Regions from separate parts of the Homo sapiens genome. Here region 2 is linked to region 1. A link is an interaction called in ENCODE POLR2A ChIA-PET data of the cell type or tissue named here. Cell type or tissue: A673. All regions are shown on one strand. Each heading gives the region's core, and the rest is flanking DNA. Links, peaks and the distances in the headings are about the cores only.

Region 1 (4,390 bases), core at 257-4,256:
CAGATTAAACAGTCACTAGAGAGTCTGCGGTTATTTTTTCTTGGAGAATAATAGGCCCCGCCACTGGGCCTCCAGAGAAAGTGAATTGAGGCTCAGTGGTTGGCAGTTATCTCCGCCAGGTCTCCAAGTCCCTGACTTTCTATCACAAGAGAGGAACTAGAACATAGTGCAGAGCAAGCTTACAAGAGTTCAAATCCCGTCTGTGCCACTGACTTAGCTATGTGGCCTCAGGTGAAGTACCTGATTTCTCAAGTGCCTCAGCCTCCTCATCTGTAAAATGGGGGAGGGAGGGGTAGTAATAGTACCCACACCATAGGCACAGAGCCATCCTATGAAAGCCCTTGGCATTTTGCCCCATGCTATGTTTGTGTTTAGGGAGTTCAGGGATTCTTGATAGGATTGAAGCATGTATGTGTGGGAGAATTCATGTCACATTTAAGAAATGGGAATCAGGCCGGGCATAGTGGCTCACACCTGTAATCCCAACACTTTGGGAGGCTGAGGCGGGCAGGTCAGGAGTTCAAGACCAGCCTGGCCAATGGTGAAACTCCATCTCTACTAAAAATACAAAAATTAGCTGGGTGTGGTGATGCACATCTGTAGTCCTAGCTACTTGGGAAGCTGAGGCAGGAGGATTGCTTGAGTTCAGGAGATGGGGGCTGCAGTGAGCCATGGTTGTACCACTGCACTCTAGCCTGGACAACAGGGCAAGACCCTGTCCCCCCCCCCCCAAAAAAAACTGGGCATCTGGGTGGCAATGTGTTCAGTGAAAACGTGGCTTCTTCTGGCCAGGAGAAGCTGACAGCCTGAACTGGCCTTTCTCTGGCCAGAGGGCATTTTGCTCAGCCATGGAAGGCTAACCTAAGAGCAGGTGGGATGACAGTAGGATGATGGGATGGCCAGTGCCTCCCTAACCACGCTCCCCTATGCATGCTGCATTTTCCTTCTCTGCACGCCCACAGCTGGATGGGAGGAGGTGCTCAAGTGTGTGGGAGGTGACCAGCCACATCTGCAGGAAGTTACAGGTGCCCTGGGCTGGGGCCCTGGGACACATTCCATTTCTGGGGCTGGTGCCTCCCATCCAGGCTCCAGACCAACTCCTTAGGGTGCATTTTAAAACTGGTTCTTCCAGCTATTAACCCTGCAGTTCCTGAGAGAACACACACCCAGGTGGAGCTAATTAGGGTGGGATGAGAGATTGGGACTCTAGGAATTCAGTGCCAGCCTCCCCTGCAGGTCACTCAGGAGTGGGGCCTTGATGGGCCTGCTGCAGACAGCTGAGAGCCCACATCTGTCTAATCAGGGCCCCACTCTCTTCAGGCTGCTTCAGGAATAAGTCCCCAGTCTAGGGGTGCTGGGGAATCCTGCACCGTGATTGCTGTGTAATCACAACACCTAAAGATGAAGGATTTGGACAAAGGAGCATTTATTGAGCACTTTGTCTGTGGTACTAGGCCCATTACATTCATTGTTTCCAGCCTCACAACCACCCTGTCATACAATTATGATTCCCATTTTTTTCAATGTGGAAACTGAGGCTCAGAGGTGGTAAGGTGCTTGTTTAAGCTCTCCTGCCTTTGAGCAATTGAACTGGTATCTAAAACCAGGTCTCTCAGACTCCAAATCCTACACGTAGCTGCTTCCCCTTTCAGGTTGATAAAATGATCAACCTGAGCTAGTCTATCTTGCACTGCTTCTCCTGCTTAGAGGTAATTGCGAGTGTTAGATGTTGATAAACAGCAATGTAGTAATGATGTGAACCAGTCAAAACCTTAATCCTCTCCACCTAAAATACGATCACATCACTTCCTTTTTCAAAAAAATCTTCATTGACTTCTCTACTCACCAGATCAAGTTCAAACTCTTTAGCGTACAAGACAAAACACTAAAGAGACTATGACCAAATGCCAAACTCATGTTTCCCTTTTCTCTTTCAAGAATGATGTCCAGTCTGGGAAGGGAAAAATAACCCTACTGAGTTGGAATTGGGGTCCAAGATTGGTGAGAAAGCGCCCAACAAACATGACAGAGTTTGAAGGGAGTCCAGGTCTCCTCACCCTGACCAGTGACTGCTCAGCCTCAGCTGCAGCATGTCGAGATTGCTCAACAGCTATTGTTAATCTTTCACAAACCATAACAAATGTGAGACAGTCCCCAAGGATGGAGTGGGCAAAAGTCCCAGTTTTTAAAAGGGAGAACACTTTAGATACTGCAAACTACAAACCAATAAGTGGGAAGGGGAGCCCCAATAAAATTGTAGTGCATGCTGTTAAACGGTTTGTGCCCCTTACAAATAGGAGCACAGATCTTCGAAGAGCTTCATGGGACTGCTGGAAACAAGTCATGTCAGTGTCACCTCATTTCTTCTTCTAATGGTGTGGCAGGGCGGGTAGATCAGGGAGACGTTGAGGATGTGGTACATCTGGATTTCAGCAAGACAGCTGATAAGGTCTCTTGTGACTTCCTTGTAGACAAAATTGGTTAATTGTGAGCTAGAGGTGCTTTTAAGTAGAACTCACAACCCATTGAAAGCATAAACCTGAGACATGCAGATAGAGAGTAACTCGGAGGAAGTCTCTAGTGGTAGGCAACAAGGCTCAGCTCTGAGCCCTGTGTTTTGGACATTTTTAATCAATAACTTAAAGGGCAGATGACACAGCTTGCCGGGGGTGGGGGTGGTGGGGGGGATTATTAACAGCTTGGATGCCAGAAATAGGATCCAGAAATTTAAGTGGAATAAATGGAAAGTTCTGGACTTTGGTTTAACAAACCCGTGACACAGCTGAAAGATTTTAGCTGACTAAATGCTCAATATGAGTTCATAGGAACCAAGCCACGTTAAGCAGCTCATGTTTCCCCTTTGCCTTCAGGATGCCAGATCCCTCCTTAGTGTCCAGCAGGGGGTCCTCCAGATGTGAGCTGGCTACCAATCCTGTGTCAGGCTGCAGACTTGCCATGTCCTTGAACACCTTTGCACCTCTGCACATGGTCTCATCTCTTTCTCCTGTAGCTCGCCAGCTGAGGTCCTATTCACACTTTCTTTCTTTCTGAGTCAGAATCCCTGTCCCCCAGGCTGCAGTGCAATGCCGTGATCATGGTTCACTGTGGCCTCAAACTTCCAGGCTCAAGTGATCCTCCCACCTCAGCCTCCAGAGTAGTCGAAACCAGAGGCTTGTGCGACCACACCCGGCTAATTTTTTTATTTTTTGAAGAGACAGGGTTTTGCCATGTTGCCCAGGCTGGTCTTGAATTCCTGGGCTCAAGCGGTCTGCCTGCCTCAGGATTCCTATTCACTCTTTACAATCCAGCTCTGCTGCACCCCTGAGCTTCTGGAGATGCCACAGAACACTTGTCTGTGCTCCTTTGTGGCACTCACCACGTTTTGTTAAAATGACCAATCGCCCTCCTTGACAGGGTTGTGTGCTGCTTGAGGGCAGGGGCTGTCTCATTCACGTGGAGGTTCAACACATGTCTGTGGAATGGGTTTCGCTGCCCCAAAGCTGATTCTATCTTTTGCTGTGTTTGCATTGGAACAATGGGCAGAAATGATTTCCTAATTCTGCTTGCATGGGGTAGGTCAGACAACTTGGATGTGGGTTTTAGTTCTGGGTCTTATACTTCAAATGATGCAGGGCAGAGTGATCCCACGCCAGGGCAAGCTGGGTGCTAAAGGATTTAGGCGCTCTATCACAAGAGGAACAGGAAAAAAGAAGGCTTAGGTGGGGATACGAGAGCTGTCTTCAAACATCTGGGAGAATGTCCTGTGTTCCCTCACCGTCTAAGGCTCAGGGACTTCTTCCAGAACAGGATGGAGCCCTGGACACACAACTACACACACAAACAATTGTCACAGAGTGGGAGGCAGGATAAAGTGGTGAGTAACAGCCTGGCCTGAGACACAGGCTCACGCATCTGACACTGGCTGAGCCGCGCACTAGCTGAGTGGCCTTGGGCATGTTTTGTAACCTCCTTGACTGTTCCCTTATCTGTGAAATTGAGATAAATGTACTACCCACTTCATAAAAAGATCAAATGTGATAATACTTGAAATATGTTTAGAACAAAGTTGGCCATATTCAATAAATGTTAGCTTAAAAAAAAATCAGAGAGTGTGTCATCCCTCAAAGCCTAAAGGAGTTCCCTTCAGAGGCTGCAGACACCAGATTCAGAACCTCGGGACTCAGCTTCTCAAAGGTGCTTTTCCAGATTCCCACACATCCCTGATCCCTGAGCATCTGTGGTTCTCAGCCGTCTGTCTTTCTTCTCTGCCTGAGCCTCATCCTCTCAGGGCCCAACTCAACTTTATAAAAATTTTATTTATTTTTAATTTTACAAGTAATAATTGTATATATTTATAGGGTACAATGTGATGTTTTGATATATGTATACA
Region 2 (4,390 bases), core at 76-4,075, 640 kb after region 1:
ACACTTTGGACCTGGGCACTGCCTGGCTGGGGAGTGTGGGCTAGCCGTGCACGGGGAGAGCCATATAAGTCAATACAAAGGTTGCTTCTGGAGATGGGCTTGTCAGAACAGGGCATTCCCGGCAGATGCTGAGCTGAGAGCAGAGATTTAGGAGATAGATAAGTCTTTCCTCTGTTTGAAACTGTCCAGGGGCTCTGACAGGTCCTCACTGTAGATGCAGTGGCTAGGCCTCCAAGGCCCTGTGTGCACTGGGCCCTCCCTCCCCTCTTCCTCTACTTATCTGATGAAATAAACATGAAAGATATAACCTTGTGAATAAGTTCCTAGCTATTATAAGGTATAAGGGATTCCACGGACTGTTCCTTTTTGGTTAAGTTCTTGGTCTTCCTGAAGTTCTTGATTCTCAGAAGGCTGAGTTCAGCCTAATCAGGACTTTAAGAGCCAGTTCTCTTTGCAGGGTAGCCTGGGACACCCATTCTCCCTAGGAACCCCCTGTGAACTGAGGAAATGAAAGTGAGCACAAAGAATCTCTGCTTCTCATTTTCCCCTCAGATGAGAAGCCGGCTTGCCCAGGAGCGCAGTGTGAAGCTGGATGCTCTCCAGCGTGCAGAGGAGCTGCAGGGTCAGCTTCACGATGCCCAGCGGTCAGCTGTCCCCATGGGCTCGTCAGGCGGTAAGGATAACCCCTGCTCTGGCTAGAAAACCCTCCCAGTCTCTGGGGTCTGAACTGAGGAGGGTCTCAGAGACTCAGGGGGGACCGAATCAGTAACTATCCAGTGGTTATTGAGTGGGTCCTCCACAATGTTTGTTGAATGACACATAAACGGATAAACCTTAATTCTGATTTACAGTCAAAACTTCCTACTTTAGTACCTTGGAGTACTGACATCCAACACTAAAAGGTTTCAGTCATAAAAAACTGGTCTTGGCTGGACACGGTGGCTCACGCCTGTAATCCCAGCACTTTGGGAGGCCGAGGTGGGCGGATCACGAGGTCAGGAGATTGGGACTATCCTGGCCAATATGGTGAAACCCCGTCTCTACTAAAGATACAAAAATTAGCTGGGTGTGGTGACACACACCTGTAATTCCAGCTACTCAGGAGGCTGAGGCAGGAGAATTGCTTGAACCTGGGAGTTGGAGGTTGCAGTGAGCTGAGATGGTGCCATTGCACTCCAGCCTGATGACAGAGCGAGACTCTGTCACACACACACACACACACACACACACACACACACACACACAAAAAAAAAAAAAAAAAAACTGGTCCCAGAACCAGTTCATTGGATTTTGAGACATCTTAATGCTTGGGGGTTTGGGGTGTCCTTGAAAATAATCAAAATAGCTCTCTGAGCAGTGCAGGCAGCATGGAGCTGAGACCAGACCCCAGGATGTCTCTAAACCAGCTTCCTCCTCTATAAGATGAGGACTAAATACATTCTAAGTTCTCTTCTAGATCTATTAGAAATATCACCAAATATCACTAACCATGATTGGCCTGTTGTTATGATTGGCCATGTCTCTTCTTTCCTGTTCTGTACATAGCCTGATAGTTGAGTATATGGGCTTTGGAGTGAAACAGCCAGAATTCAGGCTCTGGCTCTGTCACTGCTAGCCACATGACCTTAGACAGACCTTAATTAGCCTCTCCGTAAAATGGGAATACTCACCTCAAAGGCTTGCTCTGAGATTAAATGAAATAATTCCTGTCTTGACACCTTAGTATAGTGGCACTTAGTAATTGTGCAAGTGTTGGTTACTATACTTGCATACATGTGTTTAGCCCTTTATCTGTGTTTCCTTTTGGCTACCTTCCAGCGTGAATGAGCTGAGCAAACAGCCTTTCAGGAGCACAGAGTCACAGATGAAATTACTTTGGGTTTACTAAGAGCAGAGCTGGACTTGGCAGTAAAGCTCACAGGGCCCTCCTTCCTGCTTCTGGGTTGCTGCCTGGACCTGACATTGGGAGCTGGTGTCCCCTGCCCCAGCTACTGGTTATTGCTGCTGCCCCAGCCCCAACATAAAGGGCATCAAGAGCACACAAGGGCCCTACTTTGGCACCTGACCCTATGCAGTTCGGTACCTTACACTGTCTTCTCCATGTGCCAGGGGATTTTTTCCTTCTCTCCCTTTCACCTCTGCCTGCAGCTTAGCCAAGCATCTTTCTAATCCCTTCCTGGGATAATGCGTCCTAGTGAACTGCCATCCACATCCTCCAACACCTGCCTATTGTGAAGGAGAACCAGAATGAGGCACGAGGCAGGTGGGGGAGACCCTAATTCCCAGGATTGGGGTGGGAGCAGGAGTGGGAAGCAAACTTCTTTCCCAGGAAGTAGAGGTAGACGTTACTCCCGGGCCTCAGCCCTCTTCTGTTTCCCTGTGCAGGGAGAGGAGGGGTTTGAGGGCACAGTCAGCTATCACCATACTGTTAATGCTAAGCAGTAAAAGTCAGCCATATTCCCACTCCTCCTTCCTCCGCTGTTGCCCAACTGGAGTCTCAAAGTGACCCAGGGGTCTTCTGCAGCAGCAGCCATGGCAGCATTCCTGCCTCCCATGTTGGAAGCATAGGTGCACTCAAAGGGCGAGCTCTCTTTCCTTGCCATTAACGTGATTCCCCTAGGATTTTGCAACTCCTGAGAAATGAAGATTTTTTTCTAAATCAATTATTTTAGACATGCTTAAGAAAAAATGAAATCACTTGGCTCATAAAACTGTAAAATGTTGAGAGGAGGCCTGGCTAAAGGTAGCTTCATCAAGGTTTGACCTAGTTCATGAGGACTGCTTTCACTCTCTCCATCTCTGGCTCTGAGGAGGCTGGGAGCAGAAAGGAAGCAAGGCTCTTTGGAAGCAAGATGGCAGCCACCTCCGTAGCTTCCGTCTCTGTTCATGCTCAGCATGGCAGGAGCAGGGTATGGAGATGGGACAGTCAAAAAGAATTGGGCTCTGCCTGGACTGACTTGGGTCATGTTGCCAATTTTGAACAAATTAGTGGAGCCACAGACTAAGATGTCTGGTTGGCTTAGGCCCAGCTTACCTGCTTCTCCACTGGAGCTGAGGGTTGGGTCAGCTCGCTGTCTCCTCCTCTCTGCAGCAACTGTTTTAAATCTGCCTTGTCTCCTCAGATCTTCATACGCTCCCCCCAACACCTCATCCTTTCATCTCCCACTTCACAGAGAAATTAGAAACCCTCAGACAGGAATGCCATCTTCTCCCTGTCTCCCAGCCTACCTACATCTGTACTCTGCTGCTTCTCCTTCCCTCCTGTGAACATGGAAAGGATGTCCCTTTTCTTCCCCAGGGCAATCCCTATGTAAAGGGCCCATCTGCTGCTACCTTCTCAGGGGCCTTGAACTAGCTGCTTCTTTTCTACATACTTGGATTTCCCATCCATGCATCCCTCTAATCTTGCAACCAACAATTACTTATTGATCATGTATGTGCCAGGATCATAAAATCCACTGTAAAATAGCTCCCCCCGCCCCCACTGCCTTGACAACATATTCCTTCCCCTGCTGCTGGTCTTTCTCTTCCCAGTCAGACTTCTTAAAAGAGCTGCCTATACTCACTTTCGTGATTCACCTCACTTAATTTCTCTCAGGTTTTGCCATTCTCAACTTGTGGCTTCCAAATGTTCCTCACTACCTCATGGTCCAATATGATGCTTACGCTTTCTGGCCAATAGGAAGGAGGAAGGCAACAAAAAGGGCCCACCCCTCCCTTGAAGCTTGAAGAATGCTTCCTGGAAGTCACTTGTGACACTTCTGCGTACATTCCATTGGCCAGCACTTAGCCCCAAGACCACACAAAGGAGACTGTGAAATGTAGTTTTTATTCTAGGATGCCGTGAACAAAAAATGTGAGGTCTATTTCTAAGAAGAGAGGAGAGATTTGCAATTGGGGGCCAAGAATAGGTCTCTGCACCACCACCAGCAATCTGATTTTTCTTACCACCATTTCATTGCAGTTGCTCTTGCCAAGATCACCTTCACTTCTGTCTCCAAGTCCAAAGGACACTGAGTTCTCACTGATTTCATGTCTCAGCAGCATTTGAAACAGCTGACCACACCCTTCTCCTAATTATTCTCCTGGCACTGCTCCTTGTGGTTTTCCTCTTCCTCTGGCTGCTTTTTCTATCTCCTCCTTTTCTAGTTCCTCCTACTGTATCCAACCTCTAAACACTGAAGTTGTTCAGGGATCTTTCTGGCCCCTTCTTCTCTCACCTCACATTGTCTCCAAATAATTGCATATTTCCCACAGCTTTAATCATTGTTTGCTAAGTCTACATCTGCAGCTCAAAACTCTCCTCTGAGCTGTAGACCCCTATATCCAGTGACCCATATGTCCAGTGAATAATGTCTACGTTCACGTGTCTCAGGCTCACAAGTTCAAC

The links. ChIA-PET counts read pairs that join two places held together with the same protein. Peaks named below come from ENCODE experiments on the same cell type or tissue, not always from the same donor. Only the 100,000 strongest peaks of a DNase experiment are listed, where the experiment ranks them.
Region 2: POLR2A ChIA-PET joins it to region 1 with 7 read pairs; 1 of 35 experiments calls an interaction of 5 or more read pairs at or near these places.

What each region holds. Positions count from the first base shown.
Region 1 is chr6:108,712,106-108,716,495 of GRCh38, forward strand. No RefSeq gene overlaps it. Among named protein-coding and RNA genes, the nearest start is that of LINC00222, 37 kb to the right of the region's middle. In A673, for the core only: no CTCF peak of the experiment used is centred there; a DNase peak (open chromatin) is centred at 2,136.
Region 2 is chr6:109,347,875-109,352,264 of GRCh38, forward strand. It overlaps the pseudogene CCDC162P. Among named protein-coding and RNA genes, the nearest start is that of CD164, 32 kb to the right of the region's middle. In A673, for the core only: no CTCF peak of the experiment used is centred there; a DNase peak (open chromatin) is centred at 1,817.